2 separate regions of the Homo sapiens genome follow, and region 1 is linked to region 2. The links are chromatin contacts, found by Hi-C or POLR2A ChIA-PET in ENCODE. All regions are on one chromosome and are shown on one strand. The core of a region is the stretch at or near the end of the contact, and the rest is flanking DNA. Distances in the headings are between cores, read along the strand shown.

What was found. Hi-C counts contacts between places; a loop is a spot of excess contacts on that map. ChIA-PET counts read pairs that join two places held with the same protein, here RNA polymerase II (POLR2A). Pooled maps may share reads with other maps.
Region 1: a pooled map shows a loop between it and region 2 (2.0-fold over the local background). The contact joins two enhancer-like sites. A Hi-C loop is called at or near these places in 1 of 50 pooled maps. POLR2A ChIA-PET finds 5 or more read pairs at or near these places in 3 of 52 experiments (Caco-2, Panc1 and activated CD4-positive, alpha-beta T cell).

Annotation. Positions count from the first base shown.
Region 1 is chr7:50,119,528-50,123,187 of GRCh38, reverse strand. All of the region lies in intron 2 of SPMIP7 (sperm microtubule inner protein 7), which reads right to left. Among named protein-coding and RNA genes, the nearest start is that of SPMIP7, 25 kb to the right of the region's middle. Within about 2 kb of position 1,752, at least 2 of the 41 ENCODE cell types and tissues checked have a DNase peak (open chromatin) inside an H3K27ac peak, as active enhancers do.
Region 2 is chr7:50,331,306-50,334,742 of GRCh38, reverse strand. All of the region lies in intron 3 of IKZF1 (IKAROS family zinc finger 1), which reads right to left. Among named protein-coding and RNA genes, the nearest start is that of IKZF1, 28 kb to the right of the region's middle. Within about 2 kb of position 1,267, at least 7 of the 41 ENCODE cell types and tissues checked have a DNase peak (open chromatin) inside an H3K27ac peak, as active enhancers do.

The DNA.
Region 1 (3,660 bases), core at 503-3,002, 210 kb after region 2:
TCTATCATTGTTGGACATTTGGGTTGGTTCCAAGTCTTTGCTATTGTGAATAGTGCCGCAATAAACATACGTGTGCATGTGTCTTTATAGCAGCATGATTTATAGCCCTTTAGGTATATACCCAGTAATGGGATGGCTGGGTCAAATGGTATTTCTGGTTCTAGATCCCTGAGGAATGGCCACACTGACTTCCACAATGGTTGAACTAGTTTACAGTCCCACCAACAGTGTAAAAGTGTTCCTATTTCTCCACATCCTCTCCAGCACCTGTTGTTTCCTGACTTTTTAATGATTGCCATTCTAACTAGTGTGAAATGGTATCTCATTGTGGTTTTGATTTGCATTTGTCTGATGGCCAGTGATGATGAGCATTTTTTCATGTGTTTTTTGGCTGCATAAATGTCTTCTTTTGAGAAGTGTCTGTTCATGTCCTTTGCCCACTTTTTGATGGGGCTGTTTGTTTTTTTCTTGTAAATTTGTTTGAGTTCATTGTAGATTCTGGATATTAGCCCTTTGTCAGATGAGTAGGTTGCAAAAATTTTCTCCCATTTTGTAGGTTGCCTGTTCACTCTGATGGTAGTTTCTTTTGCTGTGCAGAAGCTCTTTAGTTTAATTAGATCCCATTTGTCAATTTTGGCTTTTGTTGCCATTGCTTTTAGTGTTTTAGACATGAAGTCCTTGCCCATGCCTATGTCCTGAATGGTAATGCCTAGGTTTTCTTCTAGGGTTTTTATGGTTTTAGGTCTAACGTTTAAGTCTTTAATCCATCTTGAATTGATTTTTGTATAAGGTGTAAGGAAGGGATCCAGTTTCAGCTTTCTACATATGGCTAGCCAGTTTTCCCAGCACCATTTATTAAATAGGGAATCCTTTCCCCATTGCTTGTTTTTCTCAGGTTTGTCAAAGATCAGATAGTTGTAGATATGCGGCGTTATTTCTGAGGGCTCTTATATTAGTTTATCACATGCTTTCATCTCTTACTCTACAGTTGTCATACATACATTCAGAGGACAATGTTATACTTTTATTTAAAACAATCATATGAACCTTAAAAGGAAAAAAGTAATATTTTATTAGGCAGGATTTCTTTTAATGTACACTTGTTGGCAATAAATTTCCCTCATTTCCTTTACTTGAATTTTTTAAATCATTTTAATATATTCATATTTAACCTCCAAATATATCCATGTTCAAATCCCTGGAACCTGTGAATGTTACTATTAAAAAGAAAAGCCAGGTGTGGTGGCTCATGCCTGTAATCCCAGCACTTTGGGAGGTCGAGGCCGGAGGATCATCTGAGGTCAGGAGTTCAAGGCCAGCCTGGTCAACATGGTGAAACTCCATCTCTACAAGAAAAAAAACAAAAATTAGCTGGGCATGATGGCAAGTGCCTGTAATCCTAGCTACTCAGGAGGCTGAGGCAGGAGAATTGCTTGAACCTGGGAGGCGGAGGTTGCAGTGAGCTGAGATCATGCCATTGCACTCCAGCCTGGGTGACACAGTGAGACGCCATCTCAAAAAAAGAAAAGAAAAAAAAAAGAACCTTTAATTAAATTGAACAGTGTTTAACTGGGCAGAAAAAAAAGATTCGTGAAAAAGGTAGCACTCAACACAAAAGCAGTTCAGAGAGTTCCACTACAAAATGTGGGCAGGGAATATTTATAGCCAGAAAACAGAAGTGACATACAAAAATAGTCTACATGGTTACAGTTCTGTGTTTGCCTTAGTTTAACATCTTTTGCTGGTTTGCAGCCTGTGATTGGCTGAAAGCTTGGCTGCTATGATTGGCTGCAACACAGCTGCATGTTCTAAGAATTTACTCACAAGTTGTTAGGTTGCAGTTGGTTCACCTATAATTTAGATTACAGTTTATTACATACGTAGGTTAGTTTCAGGCCAAATGTAATTTAATTTAACAATTATTCTCTTTTGCTCAGCCACTCAATTTTAAGAGATTGACCAAAACCTTGGCACTGATACTCCTTTCTGTCACCTTCATAATGGACTTGTTTGATCTCTATATAAATTCACAATTCATTATATGAAATTAGTTGGATGATTATGCTTTCCTCGTGTTTTTTTACTCTAACTGTAATGAGATCTTTTGATGTACAAAGGATGGCTACGTATGAGCATTTATAATTCTTAAGGGATATAACACAGGAGGGAGGCCACTATAATGGCTATTGGGAGGATAATATAAAGAAAGTGAAGTACACTATGCAACAGGAATCTCTGCGAACCAAACTCATCAGAACAAACAATTCAAAATTCAGGCAATAAAGACAATTCATCAGTATTTAAGTCTTAGTGGTCATAGTCTGTGTTTGGGGTGGAGTGGCAATTAAGAACCATAGTGTGCTGTAAAATGGTCTGATTTAAAGAGATATCTATTTTTGTAGTTAGCCTGGTAATATCAATCATAGTAATCTGTACATGATTAAATGAAACACAGAGATGAGAAAAATCTTAGACTAGCCAGCCTTGCCATCCACCATTTAGGACGCCTGCAAACCAGCTGTTAGCTACTCCCATAATCACGTCATGTGTTTCTTTCCCCTGAGAAATGTCCCTGGTGCATTCGGTGGCAGTGTTTACAGGAATTGCAGTGTTGGCTACCTTTTAAATTAAGCTTTCTGTAGTAGTAAAACCAGCGTGAAGGTAAGTGCAGCATTCAGTTCTGTTTAGCACCATGGGCAAGACCCCAACATAAGCCAAGAAGAGATCTAACACCGTACAGTGTTCCATTAAGTGTTTTTGCTGAACATGACCTTTTTTTATCCCCCTTCAGGAGAGTGGCTTCTTCCCATTTAAACCCTGGAAAATATAATTGGCTACAAATTTCAAGATTTTTTCCCAATTTATGGATTACCTTCAAGTTCCATACAACTGGCACCATCTACCAACAAGAGTGAGCATCCAGGAACCTCGTTAGAAACTTTTCTCAGTGGAAATTAACTTATCTTCATTCCACTTTAAGGTTAGTATGAATTTTGGTTATTGATCACTTTGGCCTTTGATTATGGAAGGTATTATGGAAACTTTCAGAGAAAGCTATTTGGAAGACAGGAGTGAGCCAGGCCCATTAGCAAGATATGAACCAGCAAGCAGAACACAGTAAACAAATTCTCCTCAGACCCAATGTGTCTGCAGGCCCCCAGGAGCTGGAAAAGAGGGCCACCTGGTGGCATGTGAGCAGAGGCCAGTTACACTTTTTCACCCATAGGCCTACATAGCGCGTGAGCCAGGTTCAGCGAGTAATTTATTTTCTGTGTGTGGTCCCTTTATAGCATGCTGGAAGGATGCATAACAGTATTCAGTGGAACGAGACCTTACTGGATTTAGTCCAGCGACATCATACAAGCAATTACTTGTACCCTCATAAGTGATCCCCAAATCTTGAGTATTCAATGCTCGGAAGCACAACATACCTTTTGTAGGCATCACTTTGATAGGTTTTTTATATTTAGTAGCCATTCTGTTATTAACTGGAAAGGTCAGAGTATTGTTTTCAATAAGCATAGGAAAGCAAGTAGCAGTCATGTCTAGAATATCAATTTCTACTCCTCCTTTGAGGTTTTAGCATGACTGTCACTGGTAACACAGACAGGCAGTGGCATTAGTGGAATCGTTTCCTGATTTGGGGGCATTAGCTACAAA
Region 2 (3,437 bases), core at 18-2,517:
CACATATACACACTGCACACCACACATCCCATACACATATACAGACCACACACACACTACACATCTCACACACATATACACACTACATATGCACACCACACATCCCATACACATATACACAGCACACACATACACTACACATCCCATTCATATACACACACCACACACATACACACCCCATATACATATACACAGCATACACATATACACTACACATACACACACACACCACACACATACATGCACACACAAACATATGACACACACAACATACAACTACATGCATAAACATACCACATGTACATAGATACAAACACACACATGCCACACACATACATATACATACATCACACACCACATATACCCCCCACATATATACAGACACCTGCACACACACAACACATGTACCACATGCACATATACACAAACACACACACATCAATTTCAGTTTTCCAAGGAAAGTTATTAAACTTCTGCTGCCTGATCTCACCGGTCTATTCCAAAACCTAGTACAAGATGTTATCTGATATAGCACAAAAGTCACTTACTTTAATCTAAAATCAAAACTGTCATGAAGTTCTGTGGAAGACATCATGATCCCTAAACATTTTGAACTATTTGACAAATTAGCAGACATAAAAATCCTACCCAAAACGAATCTGGAAGACTGTAAATTAAAATTTACTTTGAAATGCGAAGCAATGAACCTGTTACATGATGGCCTCTCTTATCAAACATGGAAAAGCTTAGAGGTGGGCAGATCATTTTGTAATACTATATTTCATGTTTGGGAAATTTGAAAAAGGGGAGGCTTTCCAACCGGGATCATCTGGGTTTGGATATGTTCATGCTGACAATACCTGCTGTCTTCACGAGGCATTCCAAGATAGTGGTAGTAAATTGCAAGATGAATAACATAGAATTTTCAAAATTTGCTCCATGGACCACTGAACAATAATTCAACTATGAAGGGGGAAAGGAACTAAAAAAGCAAGGTGAACAAGAATCCAAATAATATGCTTTCAGTTATTCCTCAAAGAAGAAAGAAAAGAAAACTTGAAAACCAGTACTCCAGCCACTTGAAGTTCGGCAAACAGTTCTCGGCTTGAGACTTCTCTCACATTTGAACATGCTTGAGTTCAGCTGCAGCTAATGCTCAGATGCTGCTAGATAATATTTCTCCCCAGCTAAAATGGGGTTTATCGGTTCAGAAGAGATGCATTTCGCAGATAAAAACAACTTCCTCTAGCTGCTGATTAGATAAGCAGGCTCCGCATCCGTGCTCAAAAGCCTGCTGCCCAATCTCCAGAGCGGCTGCTTTCTTTCCATGGTGAAAGCTGTCCCCAGCACCGCTCCTTCCCTCCCAGAGTGTAGAGGACTGTTACCACCATTTGTCTACCCACCCCCCTCCCCCGACTACCGTGCTGGTCTTCTGCCTGAAACTGTAAAATGAAGGGGAGATTTGGCACCAGAATAGCCAATTTAAAATATGGTAATCCTCTTACAATTCCCACTGCAGTCTTAGAACTCATGGCTGAGTAAAGAAATTTTTACTTCAATTGAATGAATAAAAAAGATTTATGCTTTTACACACTCAATCATTTGTTCTGGAGTCCAGAGGGAAAATACCTAGATTTCTTTTCTACTTTTTTTTTTTTCAATTAGGCTAGGGTAAATCAAATTCTGTTCAAACTATTCAACATGAAGGACCTAAGTTGTGCTGATTCAGTTTCTATCTCTCAGTGCTGCCAGGGAGCCTAGAGCCTATGCCTCTGAACACCACACTGTGAGATGCAAGCTGAAATAAACCACTCATGAAACCATGGCGATCCCCTCCCAACTTCAGGAGTTGGCTGCTCCAGTGCACAGAGCCAGAGAAGCACATTCTGGAATGTACCAGGGCATATAGAAATATACCTTATCTCCCTATATTCAAACTCATGTGTCCTCCCGCCTGAATAACTACTGCCTGAGGTTGTCCCGATTATCAAGCCAGGTAGCAAGTCATTTAGTAAGCCCTGTCCCAGGCCCATATGGGCCTCAATCCTTTGGCCTTCCACGGATTCAACCAACCCATCTCCACTTACATCAATCATGGTCCCAGTTCAGTCCTACAGCATTCCTGTGCCTCTGCCCTGGGTTTTTTCTTCAATTCTACTCTAAGCCCTAAATTTGCTTGTCCTCTTTCTCAGGGGTGGCCATCCCGTTTTCTAGCCTGCAATCTTTCTTCTCTGTCCTCTGGTCTTTTGCTCCTCTGTTCCACCCACCCAAACGCCTCCCCTGCTGCCTGATTTCATGGGGGAGGAATGCCCTTACTCACACCTCCAGACCTGTGGGCTTGTCAATAGAATCCTAGTGGCTGAGGACTCTTGGTTAATTTAGGACACGGAAATGTGTACAAGAGAGAAGTCAGTAACTGGCAAAAATGTATGTATAAAGGAGGAGGAAAAAAATGCAAGGATTACTGAATACGGGAAGAAAATAACTAAGTTTTTACTTTTCTCACACAAAACACTTATCTGCTCTCCAGACCCCAACCCTGACATAATTCCTAAACAAAAAACTTTTAAGAGCCCCTGCTCAAGAGTTTTCAGAACAAGTCTCAATTCATTTTTTTACTTCTCTAGCATGTGTGCCATGGCTGACTGAGTAAATCTGGGGTTGCCTGAAGAGGTCACTGAGTGCATCCTCGGCTTTAAACAGTTTCATACACAACCACTTCAGAGAGGTGAGAGTTCTCTAGTTTTTAAAAAGACCACTTCAGAAGAACAAGCTACAGTCTCACTAAATAGACCATTCTGATGACTAAACTCTCCTTGCCAAAAGGAGAGTAAAGACCACATCTCTCCTTTAAGTCTAACTTAAATTCTTCAAGCAACACTTTAAATCCTTTGTTTCATTTTCTTCAGACCGGGAAGAAAATGGAGGCCAACTGAGGGCTGCAGGGCTGCTCTGCCCTCTGGCTCTGTCTCCTTCTCCCCAAACTTACACACAAACCTAGAATGTTCCTTCCACACTGAATGAAGCAATGAGGTGTGAAACCATTATTTGTTTATTCTGGGAGTGACTCACCAATCAGTATAACTTTGCACCCTCCTCATAGGGAACTGATTTCCACCATTCCCATCAATTTGTTTATTAATATGGTCTGTTATCCTTGTTGAGATTAGATTTGTCTAAAACTGAAGGATGCCAGTGGTCATAACAGCTCACAGCTTTCCAAAAGTGTTCCTTGTCACTTTCTAAAGCAGACACTCTTGCAATCTATTATTAGCAAATAATTTCCCACTTTTTTTTTTTTTTTGCATCTTTTAGCTTCTCACCATTTCTCCTTGAAATTTCAACAGTGGCAGCTCGACTTGAACTTGAGTCAGGTGGCGGCCAGCACCCTTACTCTGTCCTTTAGTCTTGCCCTATTCTAACAAATTCTTCCTTTC